Regions from separate parts of the Homo sapiens genome. Here regions 2 and 3 are each linked to region 1. The links are chromatin loops, found by intact Hi-C in ENCODE. Cell type or tissue: endothelial cell of umbilical vein. All regions are shown on one strand. Each heading gives the region's core, and the rest is flanking DNA. Links, peaks and the distances in the headings are about the cores only. Region 1 has its middle 60 kb from the start of CMTM8. Region 2 holds the start of CMTM6 (CKLF like MARVEL transmembrane domain containing 6). Region 3 has its middle 20 kb from the start of CNOT10.

What was found. A loop is a pair of places that touch in the nucleus more often than their neighbours do. Peaks named below come from ENCODE experiments on the same cell type or tissue, not always from the same donor. Only the 100,000 strongest peaks of a DNase experiment are listed, where the experiment ranks them.
Region 2: a loop joins it to region 1, with 11 times the contacts of the local background. A loop is called at or near these places in 7 of 110 quality-filtered maps.
Region 3: a loop joins it to region 1, with 16 times the contacts of the local background. A loop is called at or near these places in 24 of 110 quality-filtered maps.

What each region holds. Positions count from the first base shown.
Region 1 is chr3:32,173,845-32,184,154 of GRCh38, forward strand. No RefSeq gene overlaps it. Among named protein-coding and RNA genes, the nearest start is that of CMTM8, 60 kb to the right of the region's middle. RefSeq lists enhancers at 3,944-4,113, 4,419-4,588 and a cis regulatory region at 4,029. In endothelial cell of umbilical vein, for the core only: CTCF peaks have their summits at 1,948 (motif pointing right), 3,581 (motif pointing right) and 4,224 (motif pointing right); DNase peaks (open chromatin) are centred at 1,987, 3,607 and 4,227.
Region 2 is chr3:32,498,045-32,508,354 of GRCh38, forward strand. CMTM6 (CKLF like MARVEL transmembrane domain containing 6) reads right to left here and starts at 4,808. Exons shown (of 4, transcript NM_017801.3): 1 at 4,564-4,808. The coding sequence starts at 4,701. It overlaps MIR548AY (microRNA 548ay), which reads right to left and starts at 8,345; the gene lies at 8,239-8,345. It also overlaps the pseudogene RPL31P18. RefSeq lists silencers at 4,519-4,748, 4,819-4,908. In endothelial cell of umbilical vein, for the core only: no CTCF peak of the experiment used is centred there; DNase peaks (open chromatin) are centred at 4,397 and 4,497; H3K4me3 peaks cover 1,814 bases; H3K27ac peaks cover 1,059 bases.
Region 3 is chr3:32,659,545-32,669,854 of GRCh38, forward strand. No RefSeq gene overlaps it. Among named protein-coding and RNA genes, the nearest start is that of CNOT10, 20 kb to the right of the region's middle. In endothelial cell of umbilical vein, for the core only: no CTCF peak of the experiment used is centred there; a DNase peak (open chromatin) is centred at 5,427; H3K27me3 peaks cover 347 bases.

The DNA of each region.
Region 1 (10,310 bases), core at 738-8,737:
TATATATTCTCATTCCCTTCCCCATTTCTCTACATAAAATTGAGCTTACTTGATGCATTGTTACACATCTTGCTTTTTTTACTTAACATGACATCTTGACAATCTTTTATATCAGTTATTTTTAATAACTGCATGTTTAACTTTTTACTTTGAAATAATTACGGATTCATAGTAAATTGCAAAGGTACCCTTCACCCAATTTTCCCTAATATATCAACACCTAGTTTTTAAAATTGTAAGTTAAAATAACAGTAGCGAAACACTTTCAGCACTGCTCTTTTTCTTTCTTTTTAGTCAGGGTTTCCCTCTGTTGCCCAGGCTGGACTGCAGTGGCTCGATCCTAGCCCACTGCAGCCTCCAACTCCTGGGCTGAAGCATTCCTCCTGCCTCAGCTTCTTCCAATAGCTGGGACTTCAGGCATGAGCCACCACACCCAGCTAATTTCTGAATATTTTGTGAAACCAGGGTCTCACCATGTTACCAAGGCTGATCTTGAACTCCTGGCCTCAAGTGATTCTCCTGCCTTGGCCCCCCAAAGTGCTGGGATTATCGGTATAAGCCACCATGCCTGGCCCACTTTTAGCACTGTTCTAAGTGCTTTGCATAGATGAACATTAATAAAAATGTATCACCCCCATATACAGATGGGGAAACTAAGGCACAAAGAGGATAAAGAACGTGTCCAAATAACAGAGATAGTAATTAATGAGGCCACGTTTTGGACCTGGGGAGTTTGGCTTAAAAGTCTGTGTTCTTAACTCTTAGATAAGACTACATTAACTCCTTTGAGTAATGGGTGTTCATAGTTAAGCAAAAGCAAACAATGATGTGAAGGGTTGAAAGTGTAATCATTCAATTCTTTTGCAGACTTTCATAAATGTACTGTGTTCATGCATGCGATATATTTTAAGACAATACTGTTTTAAAACTTTTTTAATAGTTTTAATATTGAACTTTCTGTATCAATATAATCTCCTACATCATTCTACATATCTGCATCATTTTCTATGACTCTTCCTTAGTTTATTACAGATAAATGTTTGTTTTCTTTTTATTATAATAACTGGTGCAGAAAACATTCTTGCACATGGATTTCTGCTCATTTATATGAGTGAATCTACATCATAAAATCCTGGAAGCGGAATTGCTGGCTCAAAGGTATGTGTGTTCTATACTTTAATGGAAACCGCCAAATCCCCCTTCACAAAGATGGCTGCAATTTATGCTTCTGACCTCACTTTCTGTTCCTAATTACCTCTACAGCCTCTATTAGGGAATTCTTTATAATAACCAGAGACCTAAATTGAACCAAATAAGTCCCAGAAATGTGAGCCTTTGTACTTAATAATTTATGTCTCTCCTGTCAGTTTCACTGTAAAAAATAAAATTTTTTGTTATTCAAAACTACAATTGTGTTAAAGCAGCCATCTTACTATATAGTTGTAATAGTTGGTACTGAAAGTTTTTTTTTTTTTTTTTTTGAGACAGGGTCTTGCTCTGTCACTCAGGCTGGAGTGCAATGGCACAATCTTGGCTCACTGCAACCTCCACTTCCCAGGTTCAAGCAATTCTGCCTCAGCCTCCCAAGTAGCTAGGATTACAGGCACCCGCCATCACGCCCAGCTAGTTTTTTGTATTTTTAGTAGAGACGGGGTTTCACCATGTTGGTCAGGCTGGTCTTGAACTCCTGACCTCAGGTGATCTACTCACCTCGGCCTCCCAAAGTGCGGGGATCACAGGTGTAAGCCACCGCACCTGGCCTTGAAAGTTTTTATAGTCACAGAAATGTTCATGTAAATGAGATGTTTATAACGAATGTTAAAACAAGAAACATTTTTTTAATCACAAATTCACTATTTATTCAAAACCTCTTCAAGCTGTTGTCAAAACAAGCTGAAATGGGGGTAAGATGCTTTTCTGGGAGAGTTCCAGGTTCTAATTAACTATGACCCTTGCCCACTAGAGGTCGCTCTTCGTGAATAACTTCCCTAGGCAGTTGGCATGCTGTGAAAGACATCACTATTCCTATGGCATTTTGGTCAAGTTTTTAGAAGAACACGTATTTCTTATGAACTAAACTAAATTTGTACTAGAAAGCGCCCAGTGTCTACGTTTCACTTTGACTTTTAAACTCAAAACAGACCACAATTTCTTCTTGTTATTCCAATAAAACTTTATTTACAAATATAGACAGTGGGTCAGATTTGGCTTGAAGTCTGTCAATCCCTAGGTTAGCAGGCAAATTTTTTAAACAGGAAAAATAGAGTTGATGCGGCCTTTCTCTGCAAGGGGACAAAGCCTGGGAAATAGAGGTCTGGAGCAAAATGTGAGTCCCCAGAATACAAAGGATACAAATGAAGAGATGCATAGGGTCAGGTATGGGGCCAGGGGCATGGAGCTTCTACGCCCTCCCTGGGCACGCCAGCCTCCGGGGACCTCCATGTGTTCAGCTATCCGGAAACTCCCAGACCACACATTTTGACATACAGCAGCTTTACTTTCACTGCTGGCCTGTGTCCACCTAGATGTCTGGGGGACTTTTGTTGCTTCTTGATCTCTTTCTCTTCCTTGATGTCGGAGACCCACTTATGAACATCTTTACTAAATTTCTGTTTTCTTCTGTCTCTCATTCTGACACTGACATTCTGACAAAAGCAAAAACACTTGCTTCCTGCTTTCTGCTTTTAGGAAAGATTCCAGGAACACACCTGGGAAATACTTTTAAAGGAGGCAGTTTCAGCAAGGAGAGTGGTAGGAAAGATAAAACCTCTTTGCATCCTAATCTTTCTGGTTTGCTTGTCTGTTATCTTTGGAGACAGCATAATTTTCACTAGGATGCTGTGTAATCATGAAGCTAATGAAATGTAAGCTTCAAGACCCTCACTTGTGTAAATCCTTTCTAAGGCCCTGTACCAAACTTTGTTTTCATAGATTTTTATTTTTCTTAAAGTCATAACCCCCTAAAACTAGTCCATCTCTAGTTTCAGAACTTTGGAGTCAGGTGGGGGTTCAAATTTTAGACCTGTGTGAACTTGGGGAGCTAACTTCCCCCTAGGCCTTAATTTTCTTTTCTGTAAATAGTATCTTTTATCTTGGGTTTCTTGAGAAGTCAGAAAACATGTCATTTGCTTTTCCCAATTCCCTGAACATATTAGGGGACTTCATGATGGAAAGAACCCAGAGAGAAAATGACAAATCCATATTTGGATGGAATTGCTTGGGACCTTTGTGGGGAGATGTGCAGGAAGCAAGAGGACACTCTGGACAACAGATCAAAAGGGGATGAGGAGCAGAGATGTTGGGTGAGGCCAGTGTCCAGGCAGTTACTGAAGCCAGAGTTGGGTGAAGGAAGTATCTGTGTGGCAGGAAGGAAGAAGCGGGAGTCTAAGCCCAGCACAGTGTCCAGGGTGAGGCCTGAACTTCAGAAGTTCACATTTCATTTCTTGCGGGTAATTTATGAATCTTGCATCCCATTGCTCAGGACTTACTCATTCAGGACTCTGTTCTCATTGATCCTGCCGTCCTAAGTGTGACAACCGTTTGAAATTAATTATTGCAATACCCAGGATAATCACTTGAGGGCAGCACTGCGCAAGGGTTATTCAACCAACAACGTTCATTTAACAGATACTTATTGAGGACATGTCGTGTGCTAAGCAAAGTTGTAACTAGGGTCAAGGAAAGCTTTCCTGAGGAAGTGACCCTCGACCCATGTAGCAGGATGGGGTGGAATTAAATAGGGAAGGAAGAGGTGTTCCAGGTAAAGGTAGCAGCATGTGCTAAGGCTCTGTGATGGCAGAAAGCCTGGGAGTGGGGGAAGAAGGGACAGTGCCGTGGTAGCTGGAAAAGTGAGTGGGATGTGGATGCAGATCGGGATTACAGCTCAGTTTCTGGAGCCTATTAACATTTTCTGAGCGGTTACTATGTGTCGGGCCCTTTCCTATAACTTATTTCAGGGAAGGTGGTAATAGTCCCATTTTACAAAGGCACAGAGGTATGGCTACCACCAGTCTTTCTTCAAGGCACCTCTCCTTCCCAGAGCATCCTTGTCTCCACTGGACACTTAGTCCTACCTTTCCTTCAACACATGGGTCAATTGTGGCTTCAAGTTGAATATCTTACTGATCATTTTGTGCATACAACGTGTTCTGGTGACTGGGCAGTTCTCCCTAAGCCAGAGGTTCTACTGATACTGTGTGTCCTCAGTATCTAGCCCACAGATGACCACTAGGGGATGCTCTGTTCCAGTTGGTTCCTGTCTGGAAATAGGCACATGACATGGCGATTTGGCAGAACAAATGACATAGTGATGTAGTAGATCTTGGCTCCACTTCATCCCTCCCTGAATCCATGCATTTTGCCACAAGACTTTACAGGCTTTACAGACACGGTATATCTCCCAGGCCCTCAAATCTGGCTTTGCTCTTGTGACTTGCTTTGCCAATGCAGTGTGGCAGGAGTGATGGTGTGCCAGATGCAAGCAATATATATATTTATCAACTCGACTTTCTCCTATACTTTTGCTCTATTTAGTCTCATTTTGAAGGAGATAAAATATGAATTCTATTTTAAATATTTTTATTGCATACAATAGCTCAAATTCATTTCTTTTTATCTGCTGTCTTACTTTCCATTATATGAATAAATCCCATTCTAGTTATTCATTTCCCTATTGATGGGATTTAGGTTGTTTGAAGGTTCTCTTTTTTTTTTTACTAATAAAGAAACAAAATGGGAAATATTTCTGTGCATGCCTCTTGTGTACCTAAGTGAGACTTTCTCATGGGTATATACTAGGAAGCCATGGGATACTCACATCTTCAAATTTACTAAAATATTACTAAATTGCTTTTCAAAGAACTTGGACCAATCTATTCTCCCACCATTATTAGTATAGAAGAATTCTCATTTCTCCACATTTGGCATCACCTGGTGTTGCCATACTAATTTGTGTAGGTTTTTGCCAATCTGATAGGTCTGAAATGGTATCTGGTTGATATTTTAATGTTCATTTCCCTGATTTCCAAAGATGTTGAGCTTCTTTCCTTGTGTTCGTTGGCCTTCCAATTTCCTTTTGTGAGTTGACTGTGCATTTCCTCTGTTTTCCTTTTCTTTTCTTCTTCCTTTTTTTTTTTTTTTTGAGTTGACTTGCTCCTGAAAGTCTGTCCTTACATAATCTTAATATTTTATATTATATATAATGTATGCTTGTATATTATATAAAGATAATATATTAAAGACTATAATATAGTATATGCAATACATTTAAAATATATATCCTTTGTATATTTGGTTGCTTATATGCACTGCAAAGATCTTCCAGTATTTTATAACAGTTTTATTGAGATGTAGTTCATATATCATACAATTCAACCATTGAAAGTGTACGATGGGTTTTTGTTACAATTTTAGAACATTTTCACCAACTTGAAAAAAAAAAACCTTCACCTTTTGGCTATCATTTCCCTATTCCCCCATCCCCAACCCTAAGCAACCACCAACCTACCTTCTGTCTCTATCAATTTGCCTATTCTGGACATATAAATGGAATCATATAATATGTGGTCTATTGTGACTGGCTTCTTTCATTTAGCCTAATTTTTCAAGGTTTATCCATGTTGTAGTATGTATCAGAACTCCATTCCTTTTTATGACCAAATAATATTCCATCGTAGGGATATGCTACATTGTTTTCCCATTCATCAGTTGAAGTAATGTTTACTGAAAAATGTAACTGAAATTCAAAACTGTTTTTAATAGCATCTGATTTCTACTCATCTGATCTGATTGCTTACCCCTGACCTCTCCTCACACATAAATAAAGTTGGTTTTGTTTGTTTTGTTTTGTTTTTACCATGATGATCAAAAAGTTTCTGACTGGCTTTGAACTGTACTTCATTGGTGAAAATCCTCCATTCCAATCCCTATAATTAAAGAGGTAGGCCTGGGGACCCTTGTTATCCTGTGTGGCCTGGGATCAAGAGCATCAGCATCACCTGAAGCTCGTTAGAAACTCACTCTCGTCTCGCAGACCTGTCTGGATTAGACTCTGAACTTGAAGGAGATCCCCAGGTGAGTCCTGTGCCCATTTGCTTTGACAAGCTCCGCCCTGGACCACTCTTTCTCACCCGGGTGAGTGTTGAAATCACCTGGAAGCCTTTGGGAACAATGCCAAGGACCTGCCCGCCTTTCCGAGATTCTGATTTCACTGCTCTAGAGTGGGTCCCAGACTTAGAGTGTCTCCAGAGCTCCCACGGGATCCCACTGAACAGCCAGACCTGATGCAGAGATCTTTGAGGAGCAATCCCAACTTTTTTCTGTAAACCACTTTCATTTAGGGATGTTTAGTCTACATGATTTAAGCCACCAAATTTGCAATTCTGTTAAGCAAAACTGACTGGTTCTCGGTGAAGGAGCTGCAGGCCCCTTTTTAAAGGGACTGGAGTATGACGGCCAGTACACCTTATGAGTGGGTGTCAAGGCTCTGTTGACAAAGATGGTTTGTGTTTCTAAGAAAACACAGCTGAAGCCCTGTGAAGGGTAGGTTGCCAAGGATGTGCTAGTTTTTCTTGGTTCATTTTCAGTTCTCCGTTTACAAATTTGCTCTGCAAATTTGGAATGGCTACTACTTTAAGCAGCGTTTACCCAAAAGTGACTTCTTCCTTACTCCTGCCAACAGAGTAAATACAATAAGAATGGACATCTTGGGTAGACATCAGGATGTCTCTTTTTAAATAAACCCCATCCTGATCTTATCTTTGCTAAGGAAGCTGTGGCAGCAACAAGCTGTCAAATCAATTTCTCTCCCTTCTCATCCCTCCGACGATTTCCTTGAACGCATGTGTTTCTGTTCCCTGTCACTGGGCTCACACAGCAGTCACCACAGTAACCTTCTCATGGGTGGGGGTGAGGAGTTCAGCATCCACCCTTTGTATCCACAAAAGGCTTTGCCACCTTACTGGGGGGGGTTGCCTATGTTTCCTTGTCATTTACAACCCTGCCCCATTTCTGTTCCAGATAGTGGCACAGTAATGCCCCAGATTGAGGTCACTTCTCTTGGAGTTAAAGGAAACAGGAGAGGGATGCGTGGTGTTTGCACCGTGCATCCTGCCATTATCCAACTCACAGGTATGTGTGTGCATCCTCTGGACTTTCTGGCTATGGTCTTTTCAGCCACCTCAGAGATTGTGTCACCTTGACTTACCGAAAGGAGTGACCACCTGAGAATCAAAGGCCCCGGGGTTCCTGAAATCCACACCAGGAAGGGCACATACAGGTGTCAAATCGCTTCTTGGGGTCTCTCCACAAGCACCTAAATGACTACGCTGTTAACTTGATCTATTTCTCTCATACTGGGCCAGAGAACCCTGCTTTATTTTCCAGATACCTAGTGCTAATTCTCCTGTGTTTGTGACACTTTCCTAATTCCAAATCTGGGATATTTTTCTACTACTTGAGGCAGATTCCTTAGAGGCTTTTAATCTGATAAAGAGTTCTCAAACCTGGGCAATCCAGGGTGTGAGTCTTAGTTTGAGAGAGGACAGACCTCCTTTAACCCAGCAAGTCAGAGATCTTTCGTGGGTGGTGAGTTCTGTGCCCACAGAAGCCAGCATGGCTTGCTTAGCATTACAGTACCCCGGGCCTGCCATGGACAATTACTTCTGGTTTTGATCTTCACTAAAGACTTTTGCTTCATTTTCTGGTACACTGCCTTTCTGATCACATTACAGGTCTGCACCTGCGCGTCTGTGCGCATGTGCGTGTCCTTTGTAAATAACTGCCTGTTCTTTTCTTTCAGCTAGTCCTTGCCTACTCCCCTGCCCTGCCTTTTTTATTTTTTAAACTGGTTTCATTCTTTTAAATCAGATCTCCAATAAATAATCGAGTAACCTGGCCTGAGGTCCCTGCCTCCTGGAGGTGGGAGTATGCACACAATGCTTATTGGCAATTTCCACAGAAGGGCATTGAGCCGCTTGCAATGTGATTTATTTTTCCTCCAGAACAACTGATCGCAACTTCTGAGACATCTCTGATGTCCTTTGCAAACTCCAGCGTGCATGTTCCTGCATGTGCTCTATTGACAAGGATTTGATGTGAACATCATTTCTTTCAACTTTAGTACATGTATCTGCAGAAGAATCTGTGTTCCTGTTGATTCACAGCGCTGACTTCTTCATTGGTTTCTATGACAGCTTTCTGAAACAACAGGCTGGGGTGTGTGTGTATACGTGTGTATGTGTGTGTGTAGAGTAGGAGAGAGAGAACGAGGGGGGAGAGAGAGAAAGAGAGAAACAGGACACCATGGATTGATTTCATTTGATCATTATGCCTAGGTGTCCAAGTCTGTCTGTCACTCTGCTGCATTCCTGTACTATCATGCCTGTCTTCCACTCCCTTTTCTTTTTTTTTTTTCTTTCTTTCTTTCTTTTTTTTTTTTTTTTTTTTTTTTTTGAGACTGAGTCTCACTCTGTCACCCAGGCTGGAGTGCAATGGCGCAATCTCGGCTCATTGCAACCTCTGCCTCCCAGGTTCAAGCTATTCTCGTGCCTCAGCATCCCAAGTAGCTGGGATTACAGGCCTGTGCCACCATGCCCAGCTAACTTTTTGTGTGTTTTTAGTAGAGACGAGGTTTCATCATGTCGGCCAGGCTGGTCTGGAACTCCTGACCTCGGGTGATCTACTGGCCTCAGCCTCCCAAATTGCTGGGATTACAGGTGTGAGCCGCTGTGCCCAACCTCTCCCTTTTCTTTCTCTGCCCCGTCTTGTTTATTTTCTTCATTCCTAACCATCACATCCAGTTTCATCCACTTTAACACAGAACATTATATGTGATTCTAAATTAATTAAACTTAAGAAGTTTTACTGTTCTCTGTTATTAAATGTCAGCAGAATAGAATGATTTCTTTTTCTTCTTAAAGAAAGGAAAAGGGTAGTAATTAAAATGCTTTATTTTTCCTCTTGATTTTTTGGATGCCATATATATGGTTTCAATGTCAAAATTTCAATCACCCTGTATGATCTCATCTTTTTTTTCATTTTGTATTAAACCAAGAGCATTTTCCCATAGTATTAAATATCCTTAGGGAATATATTTAACCATGTATAAGTTGATGGCATTTTTAGAGTTTTATTTTAATTTGGGGATACACAACCTAATTATATCCATTGGTCTATTGCTAGTGGTAGAATTACAGGATTTGAAGGGTAGATTTTGAAAGCTTTCAATAAATATGACTCAACTGCCTACCAGCCACGTATGAGTGCCCAGGTTAGTGCCCATCCATCTGGCATTGAGCAATATCTTGGAAAAATACAACTTTGCTCATTTAATAGGTGAAAATGGCATCTTCATATTTTCAATTTGCATTTAAGTATCACTAAGTTGAAGATTTGGAGATAATAGAATTTAGAAAAGGAAAAAGTTTACTTGCAAGAAATACAGGGACCTCAGAAGGAACTGCTCATCAGATAAAAAACACAACAGGTCATTAACAGCAAACACTGCAAACTTACCAAGGTTACTGAATTTGTAGTTGGTGTGTTCATGACAGAAAACCGGCAATTTTCTTACGGGGTTATCATTTCTACAAAGGCTGGGGTAGTCTTCAGACAGCAGTTTTGCAAAAGTCTGGGATAAAGTTGTTTGCATTAAGTAGTCAGCAACTTACAGGAAATGCTCAAGAGTTCATTTATTTGGGGGGCTAGAATTAGAGAGGGTTCAAAATGTTTGTTTTCCTCTAACCATGGGACTTAACGGAGGCAAGAGATCAGTTTTGCTTCCACGAGACTTTTCAGGTGTAGACAGGATTGTGTATTTCTGCTTGTATAACTGTATGTGTCTTTTGCCCTATTTAACTTTACTGGGTCGTACCTTTTGCTTATTGATTTTTATTTCCTATATATTAAAAAGCTATTACGATAAAATGTAAAAAAAATACTTTCAATGTCGTTTGCCTTTTGGTTTATGATATTTTTATCATAACTAACACCTTTATCTTTATGTAGTCAAATTGTTCAATTAGTTTCCTTATAATTTCTGCTTTGGCACCACACTTAGAAAGTCCTTTTCAGCCGGGCATGGTGGCTCATGCCTGTAATCCCAGCACTTTGGGAAGTCAAGGTGGGCGAATCACTTGAGGTCAGGAGTTCGAGACCACCTGGCCAACGTGGTGAAACCCCATCACTACTAAAATTACAAAAATTAGCTGGGCGTGGTGATGCACATCTGTAATCCCAGCTACTCAGAAGGCTGAGGCAGGAGAATCCCTTGAACCTGGGAGGCGGAGGCTGCAGTGAGCCGAGATTGCACC
Region 2 (10,310 bases), core at 1,239-9,238, 320 kb after region 1:
TGTTCTTAATAGCATGAAGTCATCATACTAAATATTGCTTACTGAATATTAAGCTAAGTACTTAACAACTGTATACCCAATGTAACTCCTTCTAATGACATAAAATTTTACCCAAATATAATTAAGAGAATTATCAAGCTTTTAATGTCAGGAGGGCCCTTAGCGGATATAGTCTCCCACTCCCACGTTTACAAAGATGGAATTAAGCTACTGACAGGTTAAGCCCCAAGTTAGCTCGGCACAGACAAGAACCCAAGTCTCTGACTCCCACTCTGTACTTCCTCTCTCCCCATGAAATACTGTTTGTTAAATTCCTTTTACGAGTATGTATGTTTGTGTAGGTCTTCCCTGTAAGACTGGCTTTTTGAAGTTAAACCCACAGTTCTGTATATTTCCTTTAATGTATTAAATCATACATTAAAAACAATTTGCTAACATCAACAGATTTGGGAAGTCTCAGTGACTAAAACATGATCTTACAGTTCTGGTGATTTAAACACTGGATAATTACTATCCTGCCTCTATCTCTCCATTTCAGTTTCACTACCCCTTCTTTTTTTTTTTTTTTTTTCTGAGATGGAGTCTCGCTCTGTTGCCAGGCTGGAGTGCAGTGGCACGATCTTGGCTCACTGCAATCTCCACCTCCTGCCTCAGCCTCCTGAGTAGCTGGGATTACAGGTGCACGCCACAATACCCAGCTAATTTTTGTATTTTTAGTAGAGACGGGGTTTCACCATGTTGGCCAGGATGGTCTCTATCTCCTGACCTTGTGATCCGCTCACCTCGGCCTCCCAAAGTGCTGGGATTACAGGCATGAGCCACCGCACCCGGCCTCAGTTTCACTACCTTTTCTGAAATTTCAAGTGTTCCTTAAAACGGTCACTATATTAAATACGAATTCTCCATTAATTTAACAGTCTACTACTTATATTTTATAAAAAGAACTTTTAAATGTTTGCCATTAATTATAAAGCTCCATCTACAAAATGATATGAATTATAAATTAATGAACTTTACTATTAAAAACTTTGTAGTTATAAGTAAAGTTCAAATTTAAAAATCCATTGGTCTGAAGAAACAGGCCAGGCCTCCCTTGCCTTAGGCAAATATTTACTCTTACAAAGGTTCAGATATAATTTGCTGACATTACGGGATCTTCCTCAAGGTAAAAATAGAACATTTCAATTTACTATACATCAGTTTTCATATTTAAATAATGAAAAGAGCATCAATATAAGAAATGCTTCCAAGTAATCTGTTTCTTGGTACTTATAGGGTAACATTATTTATAATGTAATATATTGAAAAATCACTGGCGATTTCTAAAACTGCTTGCCAGATGAGCGACTAGAATTCCAGTACTGTGCAGCTATCAGGATAGTCAACTGACAGCATGGATACAATGTGGAGCTTGTTGCACAGAAAATTCCACATATTTAGGTCACTGCACCAGCGTATCAGCAAGCAATTAGGTTACCAAACGTCAATTCTCCCCTTAAAACAAAAACTCCCTCAAAAACATTCACAAAATAAAACATGAACATGTGGACAAATCTAAGGATAGTATAAACTGAAAAACTGCATAAAGTTAGGACTCCAGTAACTCCTTACACTAAATTCTCAACTGAGTATTTCTTCTTAAGCTCTGGAAGGGTGGATGGTAGTTGGGGGATGCTTAGGGTTTTAACAAAACTTAGGTCATATCTAAATGGCAGACACAGCTATGTTAACTTCAAGAGATAGAGAAGTTACGTTCTTTTATCTCTAATCTCCTCTGTGTACAGGCTCCACTCTCTATCCCTTCAATATTCAATTCAGTTCTGTAATAGCAAACCCCATGGAGCCTCAGAGGTTTGAAAAAAAAAAAAAAACCTTAAGAGTGCAAAGAACCTCAGAGGTAATTCAATTCAACCTCCGAAGACTCTAATGTAAGAATTTCCTAAGTATATACACAATGTCTGGTTTTTAAGTTTTAGAGCAGGCTTTTCTCTTGTAGGATCTTTGAGATTCTGTTAAGATTTATGGGTCCAGAATAATATACTCAAACATATAAGTGTACAATATTTTGAATAAAATTTCACAGGGTTTGCAGGTCCCTTGTTAAAACACCTCCTCTTCTGATTACGGGTTTCTCCATTACAGTTGTTTCCTTACTGGAGCTCGCAATTCTGTTTAGTTTTTTAAAAAAATTAAACATTTAAAGTAAAACAACCAATCTATCTAAAGGAAGAATTTGAGTTAAGGCAAAGACCTTGCCTATAGCCCCAGGCTGGAAGACAACTTTTACCGACTTCATATGTAACCTTCTTGGGACTTGCTGGATAATTCCTGTAATATACTGTTACTGTGAAGAGATAAGACATTATCAAAACAAACAAAGGAACAAAAAGACAACCATCAAAGTGAAAGGCAGTAATGAAAAAGTACTTTTAAATCTCCACATTAAAGAAAGCATTCCTGTAACATGACAATTTCCCCATAAACAAATAAATGGATTTCATAAAGAGATATTAGTTTTTATTTTTTCTCCATTTCTTCTTATGAATGATGGAGAACTAATAATAGTCTAACGATCTTTTAAGGCAAATTCATCTTCTCTGTGTCCAAGTATAACATTTACCACAAAAATTTCTGGTTGTGTTCCATGTTTTCTTCTATAACAGCAATAAGGAAGGAAACTGGTTATGTTCTATTCCAAAGATACGAAACTACAGTTTACTAAACTATAAGAAGGTAATCAGAAAATTTACTTTAGCTTTGCCACTTTTTATTAGAAAGAAAATAATAAAGGCAACTGAAAACAGGAGATTTTGTGGGCAGCAAACCAATACAGATGATTTTTTTCGAGCAGCAAGAATGCTTCAGATGGGCTGGGCGCAGTGGCTTACGCCTGTAATCCCAGCACTTTGGGAGGCCCGGAGGGCGAAAATCACCTGAAGTCAGGAGTTTGAGACCAGGCTGGTCAACACGGCGAAACCCCGTCTCTACCAAAAAAAAAAAAAAAAATCAGCCGGGCATGGAGGTGCGTGCCTGTAGTCCCAACTACTCGGCACGAGAATTGCCTGAACCCGGGAGGCGGAGGTTTCAGTGAGCCGAGATTGCGCCACTGCCCCCAGCCTTGGCGATAGAGCAAGACTCGGTCTCAAAAAAAAAAAAAAAAAAAGCTTCAGATGAATATTCTTTTCTGTTCTAAAGAGTTCTACTATTCACGTAGAAAATTTTAGCTTTACTGCAGAGAAATACAGCTAATACCTAAAAATCATCATGTGACAGCTGACAAGAGAAGAGAAGGAAGAAGGAAGAAGGTAGAAGGAACAGCTTATGCAAAGGAACAGTGGCAGGAAAGAGCCCCTGATGCCTCGTAATAAATTAAAGGTGGCCAGTGTGGAACCACCTAGAGGGAGACTGGGAGAAAGATAAGGCCAGATCCTACTGGGTTCCATAGGCCACATTATCACTTGCTTTCAAATGATTTCCCAGTCATCAGCAGATGTGATCATTTTGATCGCTAAACAGCAGTGCCGATTTTCCGACTTCTGTTTTTCTATTCAATAAAAGTAGGTCACTAGAGTTCTAAGAATTTAACTTCGGGTCATTTGAGTTGTAAGAATTTAAGTTCTTTCCAAGGAAACCAATGAGCTAATTTTTACTTAGAATGGTTAAAAAACAAAACAAAGTAAGACAAAACTCATAAACATCATAAGCATTCGGATTTTTCCTAAACTGGTTCTATTGCAGAAATAGAACCTAAACTGTTTCTATTTTTCCTAAACTGGTTCAACCATCAGTGGTTGGAACAGTACATAGGAGCCAACACGACTGTAAAGTGAATAATTTAAATCTCAAAGATGCTTTGATGTTTTCACGAACAGGTTTATGGTACTTCAACTGCTTAAAATAAACTCAATAAAATGGAAAGATGCATACCATGTCCTAGTTCAGCTATCCGCACATACTTACAAAAAGCTGTCCTTTTGACTTTCCACTTAGAACCCATATTGCTCAATTTTGAAATAATTCTTTTCCAGTCAATATAAAACTTTTAGAAGACAATTTACCGGACACACATACACACACATCTCAATGCCACGCGTGGTATCGCAGGACTTTGTCCAGCAAGTTAAACTGCCCCCATGGGCTCGCAGCAGGAAAACCGCAAGAGCCAGAGAAAGATAAACAGCGCTTCACAGTCTAAATACAGGCACTGTGGGCGATAATGCAGGGTAGCAGCAGAGAGAAGAGAGGAAAGTCGCCATAGAGGATGAGTGAAAGATGTTGAAGTGGCTGACTTGGGTCTCCGACGCATTTCCTGAGCCCGCCTAACAGGCTGGGTGGCCCCAGTTCGTGGGATCCCGATGGGGAGAGCCTTGGGACTGAGGGGCCGCCCGGCGGAAGGGCGGAGGGTAACGCCCCCTTCCCCAGGCTGAGAGGGAAGGAACTAGAGGTGTGGAAACCTCCTTTTACTGAACAACCAAGCTGAAACGAAGGAGCTCGGCGGCCTCCCAAGCCCGGGCCAGACCCCGCTCCCCAGCCCGGGCTCGCCCTCCCTGACCGCGGACTCACCAGCTGCAAGCCCTTGAGAACGCGCCGGAGCAATGGGAGCCGGCCCATGAAAAAGTAGGCAGCGAGGCCGCTCCGGGGGCCTCTGGCGGGGCCCGGGTCCTCCTCCGTAGTGGGGCTGTACACCGCTCCGTTCTCCATCGCCTCGGGCCGGGGAGCGCGGCGGCCGCAGCAACCGCGCCGTTGACTTCTCGGACTCCAGAAGTCCCCGGTAGCCGGGAGGCGGCCGTCACTTCCTGGGCCTTCTCCCCGGCTTCCGCCTGACTCCGCCCCTTCCCGCCCCCGCCCTTGGCCCGCCCCGCCCCCTCTCAGCAAATTTGCTTGTTAGCTGTTGGGATTCTTCCGACTTTCATCCAAGAATTGAGTTCTTTCTGTGAGCCTTTGATGGATTTCTCACCTCCCTCCATCTTTCATCCTCCTGACATTCATTCACTTAGTATTTTTGCGTACTTTCGGTGTGCAGTGAACCCCGTTCTAGGTACTTGGGTGACAGCCAAGTACTACCCAAAATCACAGGATCCCTAGTAACAGAGACAGACAATAAACAAGAAAACAGATGGATAGCAATTTCAGATAGTGATAAGTGACGTGAAAATATGATACGAAAATAATGGATTCAGCATTTCTGGTGGCTTGATAAATTTATTAAAAAAAAAAAGAAGATGGAGGAGGAGGAGAAGAGGAAGGAGAAGGAAAAAAGGATGGAGAATTGGGTGCTCTACTTAAATGGCCACTACTAAACTGAGTGGTCAGGAAAGGCCTCTCTGAGGACCATGATCTTTGAATTGAATGAGACTCAAAGTGTGAGAAGCCAGGCTTGTAAAGTTCTGGGGAGAGCCTTTCACGAAAGTGCAAATGTCCCGAGGACCAAATGAGTTTGACTCAATCTGAAGCCCAAAGGCCTGTGTCGCTAGGAATAAGTACGGGAGGAAAGGAGATGTTGGAGATGTAGGCAAAGGCCAGATAATGTGGAGGCCTTGCAGACCAAGGGAAGAATTCGTATTTCATTTGAAGTACAATGAGTTGTCTGTAAGGACTTTCAGAATCGCTCCCTCCCGCGTCTCCCGAAATTCCATTTAGGCTCACTTTTCAAAATCATTTCCTTTTTCTCTTTCTTGGTCACCAACTGCTACAGTCACATATGTTAATTTTGTGTGAACTTGTCAAGGAATGTAATTATATTTTAGCAACTGAAGTTGATTGAGTTACAGGATGTTCACAACAATATAAAGTAGGTTCGACAGTATAAAGTCGGTTACATTCATTTTCAAATGAGAAAACTGAGGCCAAGAGGCTGAAATCATATCCAAGGTCAAACAGCCAGGAGCAGCTGGAATGCAGGCCTAAGCAGTCTGACTCGAAACCTTGCTGCTAAACGCTAACCCAGAAAACGTCAGCTTCTAACTCATCTCTCCATTGGAGTCTCAAAACCCATGGAAGAGAGAAGGGGTTTCTGCTGCCATCAGCTGCTACATCTTCTCCGTGGCCCCAAACCTCCCTTTCTTCTTCCAGTAACAAACAAAAGCTCCCATTCAAATGAATAGAGACAAGTAGATACTGCCCTGCAGGGGCCACCTACAACCAGCCAGAACTACCCTTCTGTCTCTGATTACATGCACTCTGAATGTCCTCCCAAGGCCAAGATGCCACCAATTCTGTCCAACAAGGAAGGCCACTGTATTTTCACCAGGGCTACAAGGATTCATTGCCCCATTATTCTTCAAGTCACTATCATCCCAAATTAGACACTACTGATGTCTAAAAGTTCCTTTGAAATTCATCCAAAATTAAGATGAGTTGATGACTAGAGAGATGGATAAAAGATTTGTGATAGGCCAGGCGCAGTGGCTCACGCCTGTAATTCCAGCACTTCGGGAGGCCGAGGCAGGTGGATCACCTGAAGTCAGGGGTTCGAAACCAGACTGACCAACATGGTGAAACCCCGTCTCTACTAAAAATACAAAAATTAGCCGGGCGTGGTGGCGTGTGCCTGTAATCCCAGCTACTCGGGAGGCTGAGGCAGGAGAATCGCTCAAACCCGGGAGGTGGAGGTGGCAGTGAGCTGAGATCGCGCTACGGCACTCCGGTCTGGGCAACAGAGTGAGACTCCGTCTCAAAAAAAAAAAAAAGCAGGCCGGTCGCGGTAGCTCACGCCTGTAATCCCAACACTCTGGGAGGCCGAGGGGGACGGATCACGAGGTCAGGAAATCAAGACCATCCTGGCTAACACGGTGAAACTCCATCTCTACTAAAAATACAAAAAATTAGCCGGGCGTGGTGGCGGGCGCCTGTAGTCCCAGCTACTCGGGAGGCTGAGGCAGGAGAATGGCGTGAACCTGGGAGGCGGAGCTTGCAGTGAGCCGAGATCACACCATTGCACTCCAGCCTGGGCGACAGACCGAGACTCCGTCTCAAAAAAAAAAATCATTGTTAAAAAAACAACAACAACAAGGATCTCTAATAAAGCAACTGCAGTAACATATTAATGGTAATATTTAGGTGAAGTATACGGGTGTCCACTGTACAATTATTTCAGCATTTCTGTATGTTTGAACATTTTCAAAATAAAGTATTGGGAGGAAGTTACAAAGAAACAAGGATACTTTGAGACAAGAGAGAAGATGAACAGACTTCGTCAACCCTCTTGGTTTGTTTAGGGCACACTTATGCAATTCTCTAGGGGTCTCTGCTTCTCTTTGCATTTTTAGAAGAAGACACAAATTTAGCCTGTGATTCATAAACTCCAACATGGCGAAGAATCATCTGTGAGATTAATTAAAAAGGAAGATTCTTGGAGATCTAGCCCCAAAGATTCTGAATGTAGATGGGGCTTGGGAATATACTTTCGTAACAAGCTCTTCATGTGAATCTGGGAAGAAATCCATCCACATAGAGAAACACTGTTTTATAATGTGATAAAAGTGAAAGCCATTGTGTAGTAGACAGTAGACGTGCCATATTTTCTTTGCTCTGATTGATTTGGGGGTGCCTGGGATTTAGAGACTAATATTTCACCCAGGTAAAGAAATGGGCATCCCTTACATTTTCTTCATAAATTGAAAGACCAAATAAAAATGTTAGTGCTTCATGAGCAAATACTTGTATAGGAAACTCTTTTGATGGGCATATTCACACAGAAAACTGTCACCCTCATTAATGAATAAAACAACTTGCAATAGTCAAATGGTGGGACTCACTATGTTGAAATGAGAAATCTTACGTATGGTGAAAAAAATACGACAAAAAGAAGAAAGGAAGATACACTAAATTTAGGTTTTAAAGAATATTCACTGTTCTCCTTTAAAATTAGATATTTAATTTTTTAAAAAAAGAAAGAAAAACATTCACAAGAAGAGAGAGCGATTGGGGAACATAATTTGATGGGACTTCAGCCATTCAAAAAATAATGTGGTAGTGTTGGAGGCTGTTGCAAGACCTTGGTTCTTGTCTTCTTAGTTTAAAAGAATTTAAACAAGAGACATACAGCAAAAGAGATGCAGCATAATTTATTGCAAAAGAAAAAAAAATTTTGAAAGCTAAGTACAAAATAGACATCACACCCTGAGAGAGAGAGAGAATTCAGGGCAGGCTGCTCGTAAGGATGAGACAACATTGATTATTGCTGGAGGTTATTGCTAATCATGTATTATTTGCATGATTATTCATAAGGAGGTGGGAAGAAGTGTTACCGTTAGGTTCGTGCAAGAGTAATCGCGGTTTTGGCCATTACTTTAAATGCAAAAACCACAATTACTTTTGCACCAACCTAGTAGTAAGCATCTTCTGGTTGGTCCTCTGGCTGCACATGTGCAGTAGCTGTGCACCCATGTTCCTCCCTCAGGTGTCCCATTAGCATTGTAAATCTCCACCCAAGGGCATGTTTTTTGCTATTATAATGAGCAAAAGGTCAGTTTGAGGACAGGTAAAATCAAAGTGCTCATGCTCTCTATAGAAGAAATTTCCTACTGAAGATAGCTTTGCTCGACTGAGTTCAATCACAATTCAAATGCTGAGGCTTATTGTGTTGACTGTTGGGGTCACCATGGTTGCTGCGTCCTGAGGATATGGGCACTTCCTTGACTGCCTATCCTGCCTCAGTACTACTTTTTCAGTTCAGAGTTTAATTTTTTTCAGCAGTTCCTGCTAAACAATTTTTCACTGGCCCTCTTATCGGTATTAGCACAGTTAGGCAATACTGTGGATACAAAGTTAGATTATAGACGCTATCCTACAATGATACCACAGTAATGTCCACAAAGAACTATGTTACAAAATAGAAAGAGATATGTGTTATAGAAGAGATACAAATTAAATATGTTGCTAATTCGGAGCAGAGAGAAATAACTTTCAGTTTAAAGGATCACTACAGTGGAGCTTCAAGATGGGGTTAAACTATACTTCGGTTTGGACATGCAGATACAGGGCAGAAAGTATTCAGGCAGTAGGGTGGTATGAAGGAAGGCAAAGAAAGTGTGCATAGGCACAGTGAATGAAGGGAGCAGGAAAGGACAGAGTAGTTAAGGAATATAAGCTCGAGATCAAATTTTGGAAGGCTTTGAAAATCAAGCTAAGGAACTGGGCCTTTCCATTATTGTTGGGTAATGAAGAACCCCCAACGAGTTTTAGGAAGGGGAGTGAAATGATCGGAGCTTTTCCTTGGGGATATTTTTCTAGTAGCCTTGAGCGCAGTGGTTACAGAGATCCAAGTAAGGGCTATTGTAAAAGTTCAGGAGAGAGGGAATAGAAGCTTAAACTCTGACGTTAATCATGGGGATGGCACCAAGAGAACCTTGGAGGTAAAACCAGTGAGATTTGAGGACTGATTTGTTTAGAGAGTAAGAAAGGAACTGGAGCAGGTGCCAATATTTCAAGTCTGGGTAACAAGGAGATTGAGGGAGAATAATAACAGAGAGGTAATATAGGAGGCAGTAACTCTTATTGATGTCAAAGTACAAATTTCAAAAAATTAAAAAGATAACTTTCATACAAGCATATAGTAAGCCTGCTTCAAAGATTTATCTAATTTATTAATAGGCTGGGCTCATGCCTGTAATCCAGGCAGGAGGATTCCTTGTGTCCAGGAGTTCGAGACCAGACTAGACCCCATCTCTAAAAAAAAAAAAAGAAAGAAAGAAAAAAAAATTAGCTGAGTGTGGAGGCATATGCCTGTAGTCCCAGCTACTTGGGAGGTTGAGGTAGAAGGATCGCTTGAGCCCGGGAAGTTGAGGCTACAGTGAGCCTTGATTGTGCCATTGTGCCACTGCACTTCAGCCCAGGTGACAGAGTGAGACCTTGTCTTAAAAAAATAAAATAAAATAAAATATTGCCTTTCCAACTTGGACCCAACAGAATGGCTTCCGCAAAGAAGGGTGGCCAAAAGAAAAAGGGCCGTTCTGCTATCAACGAGGTGGTGACCCAAGAATACACCATCAACATTCACAAGCGCACCCATGGAGTGCGCTTCAAGAAGTGTGCCCCTTGGGCACTCAAAGAGATTCGGAAATTTGCCATGAAGGAGATGGTAGCTCCAGACATGTGCGTTGCTACCAGGCTCAACAAAGCTGTCTGGGCCAAAGGAATAAGGAATGTCTCATACCGAATCCGTGTGCGATTATCCAGAATAAGGATGAAGATTCACCAAATAAGCTCTATACTTTGGTTACCTATGTACCGGTTACCACTTTCAAAAATCTACAGACAGTCAATGTGGATGAGAACTAATTGCTGATGGTCAAATACATCAAAGTTAT
Region 3 (10,310 bases), core at 1,188-9,187, 490 kb after region 1:
AACCCAGGAGGCGGAGCTTGCAGTGGGCCGAGATCGCACCACCGCACTCCAGCCTGGGTGACAGAGCGAGACTCCATCTCAAAAAAAAAAAAAAAAAAAGAGTTAAATGGAATACAAACCAGCAGGGAACTCCCACATCAGTTACCAGGGTTCTGCTATCTCTCACTAAAGCTAACAAGACTGTCAATCCCCCTCTCCCTAACCTCTAGTTTGAAAATCCCCCCTACTTTATAATACTTTGCCAGGGGCTAAACCCTTCATAGAAGACAGGTGTAAGGTACAGAGACCTTGACACATACTTCAGGCTGATAGGTGTTTCCAATCAAGAATGGTAGACGTCATTTCTGTATCTTGGCAAATGTGAATAATGCTGCAATGCACATGGAAGTGCAAATATCTCTTCAATGTTCAGATTTCTTTTATTTTTATTTATTTATTCTTTTGTTTATTTTTTGAGACAGAGTCTCACTCTGTCACCCAGGCTGGAGTACAATGGTATGATCATGGCTCATTGCAACCTCCACCTCCCAGGCTCAAGTGATTCTCCCTTCTCAGCCTCCCGAGCAGCTCGGATTACAAGTACACACCACCACACCCAGCTAATTTTTGTATTTATTTTGTAGATAGGGTTTCACCATGTTGCCCAGACTGGTCTCAAACCCCTGGGCTGAAGCAATCCACCCACCTTGGCCTCCCAAAGTGCTGGGATTTGCAGGCGTGAGCCACTGCGTCCAGCAATGTACAGATTTCAATTCTTTTGTTTTATTTTTATTTTTATTTTTTTGAGATGGAATCTCACTCTGTTGCCCAGGTTGGAGTGGAGTGGTGTGATCTCAGCTCACCACAACCTCCACCTCCCAGGTTCAAGTGGTTCTCCTGCCTCAGCCTCCCAAGTAGCTGGGATTACAGGTGCCTGCCATACACCTGGCTAATTTTTGTATTTTTAGTTGAGACGGGTTTTCACCATGTTGGCCAGGCTGGTCTTGCACTCCCAACCTCAAGTGATCTGCCTGCCTCAGCCTCCCAAAGTGCTGGGATTGCAGGCGTGAGCCACCGTGCCAGGCCAATTCCTTTGGATATATACCCAGTAGTGAGATTTCTGGATCATATGATAATCCCATTTTTAGTTTTTTGAGGAACCTCCATACTGATTTCCATAGTTGCTGTACTAATTTACATTCTCACCAATAATATACAAGGGTTACCTTTTACTCCACCACTTGTTATTGTTCTTTTTTTTTTTCTTTTTTAGGTAGGGTCTCCTTCTTCCACTCAGGCTGGAGTGTGGTGACGCAATCATCTCACTGCAACCGTACCTCCTGACCTCAAGGGATCCTCCTGCCTCAGCCTTCTGAGTAGCTGGGACTACAGGCACATGCCACTGCACCTGGCTAATTTTTAAATTTTTATAGAGATGGAGTCTCACTCTGTTGCCTAGTCTGATCTTGAATTCCTGGGCTCAAGCGATCCTCCCACCTCAGCCTACCAAAGTGCTGGGATTACAGGCCTGAGCTACTACGCCTTGCCCTCTTTTGTCTTTTTGATAATAGCCATTCTCACAGATGTGGGTTGATATCTTATCATGGTTTTCATCAAGGGATAAATGGATACAGAAAACATGAGATATATTGCAGCCATAAAAAATAATGAGTTCATGTCCTTTGCAGGGATATGGATGAAGCTGGAAACCATCATACATCAGCAAACTAACACAGAAACAGAAAACCAAACACCGCATGTTGACACTCATAAGTGGGAGTTGAACAATGAGAACACATAGACACAGGGAGCGGAACATCACACACCGCGGGATCGGGGGCAAGGGGAGGGAGAGCATTAGGACAAATAACTAATGCATGCTGGGCTTAAAACCTAGATGATGAGTTGATAGGTGCAGCGAACCACCATGGCACATGTATACCTATGTAACAAAACTGCACATTCTGCACATGTATCCCAGAACTTAAAGTAAAATAAAATAAAAATAAAAATAAAAAAATAGGCCAGGAGCGGTGGCACACACCTGTAATCCCAGCACTTTGGGAGGCCGATGGGGGTGGATCACCTGAGGTCAGAAGTTCGTGACCAGCCTGACTAACGTGGTGAAACCCCGTCTCTACTAAATACAAAAAAATTAGATGGGCGTGGTGGCACATGCCTGTAATCCAAGCTACTTGGAAGGCTAAGACAGGAGAATTGCTTGTACCTGGGAGGCGGGGGTTGCAGTGAGCCAAGATCATGCCATTGCACTCCAGCCTGGGCAACAAGAGCAAACTCCATCTCAAAAAACAAATAAATAGGTAAATAAATAAATAAGTAAAAATGTGAGATATATACACAATAAAATACTATTCAGCCCCCAAAAAAAGAAAAGAAAATTTTGTCATTTGTGGCAACTTGGATGAAGCTGGAGGACATTATGCTAAGTGCACTAAGCCAGGAACAGAAAAACAAATAACCCATGATCTCACTTGTATGTGGAGCTAATAGAAGTAGAGAGTCGAATGGTGATTACCAGGGGCTGAGGGGAGGGAGTGGAGAGGGAAACAACTGTTAATTGAAGGGCACAAAGGTTCAGTCTGGCAAGAAGAGTAAGTTCTAGTGAGCTACCCCACAGCATGGTGACTATAGTTAATAATAGTGGATTATGTCTTTCAAAATTGCTCAGTGAGGAGATTTTCAGTGTTCTTATCACAAAGAAATAAGTATGTGAGGTGACGGATATGTTAATTAGCCTGATTTAATCATTCTACAATGTATTCATGTTTCATAACATCACAGTTTACCCCATAAATATATACAGTTATTATCAGTCAATTAAAAATGAAATATGGCCCGGCATGGTGGCTCATACCTGTAATCCCAGCACTTTGGGAGGCCAAAGCAGGCAGATTGCTTGAGTCCAGGAGTTCGAGACCAGCCTGGGCAACATGGAACATGGTGAAACCCTGTCTCTACAAAAACAAACAAACAAAAATTAGCTGGACATGGAGGTGCATTCCTGTAATCCTAACTACTAGGGAAGCTGAAGTGGGAGGATGGCTTGAGCCTAGAGGGTTGAGGCTGCAGTGAGCTGTGAGCATGCCATTGCACTCCAGCCTGGGCAACAGAGTGAGGCTCTGTCTCAAAAAAAAAAAAAAAAAAAAAAAAGAAATAAAATATAAGGGACATGAAATAAAGCAAATTACCATGACAGGAAGTCAGGTAACAAGCCTTGCCAGTCTACAAGTGCTTTGGGACAAGATGTAGGGACAGCTGAGTGGGATTTCCCAGCATTTCCTGCAATTGAGCAAGGTTCAACTGCTTGCAAGGTTAATGAAATATGGCTAGTCACCAAAGGAAGTTAAACAGTAGCAAAGATCCAAAACAAAGTTACCTGCAGGAGAAGATACCTAGGTTTATTTCCATTTGCATTATTTGCTATAAATAGTGAGGCCTTGGCCTCCTTGTACCACCCTAAGGAAAAGGACTATTGTTCTTTCTTTGGTTTTATTGATAAATGAAAGAGCAAAGGTGGAAGGTGTACCCACAGTCGGTAAAATTCTCAGACTGAACCAGCTGGACTGAGGAAGAGAAACAAGAGATGGTATGCATAGGGATATCTGGTAGTCCAGACAGAAGTAAGTGAGAGAAGAGATATTTCTTCTCTGAAATATATCAGAAAGATAGTGGCTAATCCATCACAGACACAACAAATACAGGTTGAATGGAGGAACACAGACCCCAGTCAGTCTCACTATGTGGTTACTTATGTATGTAGTTCAGCTAAGTTATTTACATTCATGTTGGAATTGGACCTACAAGGTTTAAACCTGACAGTTTTGAGAGACATTATCAGACACTCAAAAAAAGAAACCTGTTTAAAAATGCCTTCCCTGGCTCTCCCTCTCCCTCTTCCCTCTTCCCTCTTCCCTCTCCCCTCTCGCCTCTCCCCACAGTCTCCCTCTCCCTCTCTTTCCATGGTCTCCCTCTGATGCCGAGCCGAAGCTGGACTGTACTGCTGCCATCTCGGCTCACTGCAACCTCCCTGCCTGATTCTCCTGCCTCAGCCTGCCGAGTGCCTGCGATTGCAGGCGCGTGCCGCCATGCCTGACTGGTTTTCGTATTTTTTTGGTGGAGACGGGGTTTCGCTGTGTTGGCCGGGCTGGTCTCCAGCTCCTAACCGCGAGTGATCCGCCAGCCTCAGCCTCCCGAGGTGCCGGGATGGCAGACGGAGTCTGGTTCACTCAGTGCTCAATGGTGCCCAGGCTGGAGTGCAGTGGCGTGATCTCGGCTCGCTACAACCTCCACCTCCCAGCTGCCTGCCTTGGCCTCCCAAAGTGCCAAGATTGCAGCCTCTGCCTGGCCGCCACCCCTTTTGGGAAGTGAGGAGCGTCTCTGCCTGGCCGCCTATCGTCTGGGACGTGAGGAGCCCCTCTGCCTGGCTGCCCAGTCTGGAAAGTGAGGAGCGTCTCTGCCCGGCCGCCATCCCATCTAGGAAGTGAGGAGCGCCTCTTCCCGGCCGCCATCCCATCTAGGAAGTGAGGAGCGTCTCTGCCCGGCCTCCCATCGTCTGAGATGTGGGGAGCGCCTCTGCCCCGCCGCCCCGTCTGGGATGTGAGGAGCGCCTCTACCCGGCCGTGACCCCGTCTGGGAGGTGAGGAGCGTCTCTGCCCGGCCGCCCCGTCTGAGAAGTGAGGAGCCTCTCCGCCCGGCAGCCACCCCATCCGGGAGGGAGGTGGGGGTCAGCCCCCGCCAGGCCAGCCGCCCCATCCGGGAGGTGAGGGGCGCCTCTGCCCGGCCGCCCCTACTGGGAAGTGAGGAGCCCCTCTGCCCGGCCACCACCCCGTCTGGGAGGTGTACCCAACAGCTCATTGAGAACGGGCCATGATGACAATGGCGGTTTTGTGGAATACAAAGGGGGGAAAGGTGGGGAAAAGATTGAGAAATCGGATGGTTGCCGTGTCTGTGTAGAAAGAAGTAGACATGGGAGACTTTTCATTTTGTTCTGTACTAAGAAAAATTCTTATCCTGTTGATCTGTGACCTTACCCCCAACCCTGTGCTCTCTGAAACATGTGCTGTGTCCACTCAGGGTTAAATGGATTAAGGGCGGTGCAAGATGTGCTTTGTTAAACAGATGCTTGAAGGCAGGATGCTCCTTAAGAGTCATCACCACTCCCTAATCTCAAGGACCCAGGGACACAAACATTGCGCAAGGCCGCAGGGTCCTCTGCCTAGGAAAACCAGAGACCTTTGTTCACTTGTTTATCTGCTGACCTTCCCTCCACTATTGTCCTATGACCCTGCCAAATCCCCCTCTGCGAGAAACACCCAAGAATGATCAATAAAAAATAAAAAAATAAAAATAAAATAAAATAAAATAAATGCCTACCCTGGCTGTAGAATAATTTGTGTTATGATACCACCTAGTGGTCAATGGTAAATGTATGTTTTCAAGTTAAGCATGTACAAGCAAAGGCACAAAGATATTCAATACATATGTAAAATGCACGTCCACAAGGATCACTGTCCTTTATAAGCTGATAGTCAATGTTTTGAAAACCATTGTTTTTCATATATATTTTCCCCTTTTAAATTGTTTTCTCTACCTTTTCCTTAATGGTAGTTAGTATTCCGTGGTATGGAGTTGTCTTCATTTATTTAGCCAATCTTCCACAATGATCTTGTGAGATATTTTCCAATTTTTTGCTATTTCAAAGCATATTACAACCACCATCTTTTTACATGTAACTTGTCTTCCTTTGCATGATAACTGTGCAGACACATGTCAATAGAGGGCTCTGGCCGGGCCCGGTGGCTCACGCCTGTAATCCCACCATTTTGGGAGGCCAAGGTGGGTGGATCACCTGAGGCCAGGAGTTCGAGACCAGCCTCGCCAACATGGTGAAACTCCGTCACTGCTAATAAAACAAAAATTAGCCAGGAGTGGTGGTGCATGCCTGTAATCCCAGCTACTTTGGAGGCTGAGGCAGGAGAATTGCTTGAACCCAGGAGGCAGAGGTTGCAGTAAGTTTGCGCCATTGTACTCCAGCTTGGGTGACGAGCAAAACTCCACCTCCAAAAAAAAAACAAAAGTTCATTTCTTTCTTGTGCGGAAATAAAGTATAACACATACAATTATGTACAGCACATAATACTTGGTAATGATATTTAAAAATTATGTTACTAGTTTATGTATTTACTATGCTGTACTTTTTTCATTATTTTAGAGTGTACTCCTTCTACTTATTACAAAAAAAGTTAACTGTAAAACAGCCTGAGGCAGGTTCCTCAGCAGGTATTCCAAAGGCAGGCACTGTTTTTGTTTGTTTGTTTGTTTGTTTTGAGACAGTCTCGCTCTTTTGCCCAGGCTGGAGTGAAGTGGCACGATCTCAGCTCACTGCAACCTCCACCCCCCAGGTTCAAGCAACTCTCCTGCCTCAGCCTCCCAAGTAGCTGGGACTACAGGCATCGCCATCATGCCTAGCTAATTTTTGTATTTTTAGTAGAGACAAGGTTTTGCCATGTTGGCCAGACTGGTCTCGAACTCCTGACCTCAGGTGATCCACCTGCCTTGCCCTCCCAAAGTGCTAGGATTATAGGCGTGAGCCACTGCACCCAGCCAGGCATTGTTATTATAGGGTTAACTAAGGTTAATTTATCATTGAAGATAAATTTCTGGCCAGGTGCAGTGGCTCACACCTGTAATCCCAGCATTTTGGGAGGCCAAGGTGGGAAGATCGCTTGAGCCCAGGAGTTCGAGACTGGCCTGGGCAACATAGTGAGACCCTGTCTCTTTTTTTTTAATTAAAAAATTAATAAATAGCCCAGGCGCGGTGGCTCACGCCTATAATCCCAGCACTTTGGGAGGCCGAGGCGGGTGGATTACGAGGTCAGGAGATCGAGACCATCCTGGCTAACAAGGTGAAACCCTGTCTCTACTAAAAATACAAAAAATTAGCCGGGCATGGTGGTGGGCGCCTGTAGTCCCAGCTACTCAGGAGGCTGAGGCAGGAGAATGGTGTGAACCCAGGAGGCGGAGCTTGCAGTGAGCCGAGATTGCGCCACTGCACTCCAGCCTGGGCGACAGAGCGAGACTCCGTCTCAAAAAAAAAAAAAAAAAAAATTAGTAAATAATGCCGGGTGTGTTGGCTCACGCCTGTAATCGTTTCACTTTGGGAAGCCAAGGCGGGTGGATCACCTGAGGTCAGGAGTTTGAGACCAGCCTGGCCAACACGGTGAAACCCCATCTCTACTAAAAATACAAAAATTAGCCGGGCGTGGTGGCATGTGCCTGTAATCCCAGCTACTCGGGATCCTGAGGCAGGAGAATCACTTGAACCTGGGAGGCGAAGGTTGCAGTGAGCTGAGATCGTGCCACTGCATTCCAGCCTGGGCAACAAGAGCAAAACTCTGTCTCCAAATAAATAAATATATAAATAATAAAGAGAAAAATTTTCTTTCTATAAAGGTAGTGTAGTTTAAGTGTACAGTGCTTATAAAGTCTACAGAAGTGTACAGCAATGTCGTGGGCTTTCACATTAACTCACCACTCACTCACTGACTCACTCGGAGTAACTTCAAGCCCTGCAAACTCCATTCATGGCAAGTGCCCTATAAGGGTGTACCATTTTTTATCTTTTATACTATCATTTACTGTGTCCTTTCTATGTTTAGGTACACAAATATTTACCATTGTGTTACAATTGCCTACAGTATTCAGTAAAGTAACATGTTGTTCAGGTTTGTAGCCTGGGAGCAATTGGCTACACTATAGCCTAGGTGTGTAGTAGGATATACTATCCAGGTTTGTGTAAATACACTCTGTGATGTTCACACAATGATGAAATCACCTAATGACACATTTCTCAGTAGGTATCCCTGTCCTTAAGCAATGCATGGCTGTATTTCTGTAATATCCTTTCCGAAAATGCATAACCTTATTCTAACCATGAGAAAACATCAAACAAACCCAAATTGAGGGGCGTTCTCCAAATTTCTCCAAACTGACCAGTAGTCTTCAAAAACTGTCAAGATCATTGGAAGATAAAGAAAGACTGAGGACATTAGAAGAGACTCAGAGCCTGGGCGGTATGGCAAGGCTCTGTCTCTCAAAAAAAAAGGTTTGAAAAAATTAGCTTGACATGGTGGCATATGCCTATAATCCTAGCTACTAGAGAGGAGGAGGTAGGAGAATCACTTGAGCCCAGGAAGTCAAGGCTGTAGTAAGCTATGATTGTGTGACTGTACTCTAGTCTGGGTGACAGAGCAAGACCCTAACTCTAAAATAACAGCAACAAAAGACTAGGAGAAGGCTGGGCAACAAAGTGAGACCTCGTCTTTACAAAAAAACAAAAAAATGAGGTGAGTGTGGCGATGTGTGTGTACAGTCCTAGCTACTTGGGAGGACTATAAGTACACACCACCACACTCACCTCTTTTTTTTCTTCAGGAGGCTAAGGTGAGAGGATCCCTTGAGTCTGGGGTTAGAGGCAGCAGTAAGTCACGATCATGCCAGTACACTCCAGCTTAGGCTACAGAGTAAGGCACTGTCTCAAACAAAACAAAACAAAACAAAACAAAACAAAAAGACTAAAGAGAAATAATAACTAAATGCTATGTGAATGTGAAATCCTGGAACAGAAAAAGGGCATCATTGGAAACACTGCTGAAATTTGGATAAGTTCTACGCTTTAAATAATAGTACAGGCACACCTTGGAGATATTGCAGGTTTGGTTCCAGATCACTGCAATAAAGTATTGCAATAAACCAAACCACATAAATTTTTTGGTCCCCCAGTGCATATAAAAATTATGTTTATACTATAGCTTAAGTCTGTTAAGAGTGCAGGAGTGAGCATGCCACTGCACTCCAGCCTGGGTGACCAGCGAAACCTTGTCTCAAGAAAAATAAAAATACTTTATTGCTAAAAAATGCTAATAATCATTTGAGCCTTCAACACATTTGTAATTTTTTTGCTGTTAGAGGGTCTTGCCTCCATGTGGATGGCTGCTTACTGATCAGGGTGGTTGTTACTGAGGGTTGGAATGCCTGTGGCAATTTTTAAGGTAAGACAACAATGAAGCTTGTCACACCAATGGGCTCTTCCTTTCATGAAAGATTTCTCTGCAGCATGCGATGCTGTTTGATAGCATTTCACCCCACAGTAGAACTTCTTTCAAATATGCCACTTCTTTATTAACTAAATGTATGTAATATTCTAAATTATTTGTTGTCATTTCAACAGTGATCACTGGCCGGGTTACAGTGGCTCATATCTGTAATCCCAGCACTTTGCAGAAGCTGAGGCAATCAGATTGCTTGAGCTCAGGAGTTCAAGACCAGCCTGGGCAACACTGTGAAACCCTGTCTCTACAAAAAATACAAAAATTAGCCGGGCATGGTGGCATGTGCCTGTAATCCCAGCTACTCAGGAGGCTGAGGCAAGAGAATCGCTTGAACCTGGGAGGTGGAGGTTGCAGTGAGTTGAGATCACACCACTGCACTCCAGCTTGGTCAACAGAGCAAGACTCCATCTCAAAACAAAACAAACAATGTTCACAGCATCTTCACCAGGAGTAGACTTTGTCTCAAGAAACCACGTTTTTTTTTTTCCTTTCTCAAGACCGAGTTTTGCTCTGTCACCCAGGCTGGAGTGCAGTGGCGCAATCTCAGCTCACTGCAACCCCCACCTCCTGGGTTCAGGTGATTCTCCTGCCTCAGCCTCCTGAGTAGCTGGGATTACAGGCGCCCACCACCACGCTGGGCTAATTTTTGTATTTTTAGTAGAGATAGGTTTTCGCCATTTTGGCCAGGCTGGTCTCGAACTACTGACATCAAGTGACCTGCCCACCTTGGCCTCCCAAAGTGCTGGTGTTACAGGTGTGAGCCACCACGCCTGGCCAAGAAACCTCTTTCTTTACTCTTCCGTAAGAAACATCTCCTATCTATTCAAGTTTTATCATGAGGTTGCAGCAATTCAGTCACATGTTCAGGCTTTACTTCTAATTCTAGTTATCTTGCTATTTTCTACCACATCTGCAGTGACTTCTCACTGAAGTCTTGAACTCCTCAATGTCTTCCATGAGGGTTGGAATCAACTTCTCCCAAACTCCTATGAATCCTGATATTCTGACCTCCTTCCATGAATCATGAATGTTCTTTAATGGCATCTAGAATGGTGAATCTTTTCCAAAGGGTTTCAATTTACTTTCCCCGAATCCATCAGGGGAATCACTATTTATGGCAGCTATAGCCTTACAAAATGTATTCTTTAAATAATAAGACTTGAAAGTTGAAATTACTCCCTGATCCATGGGCTGTCTGAA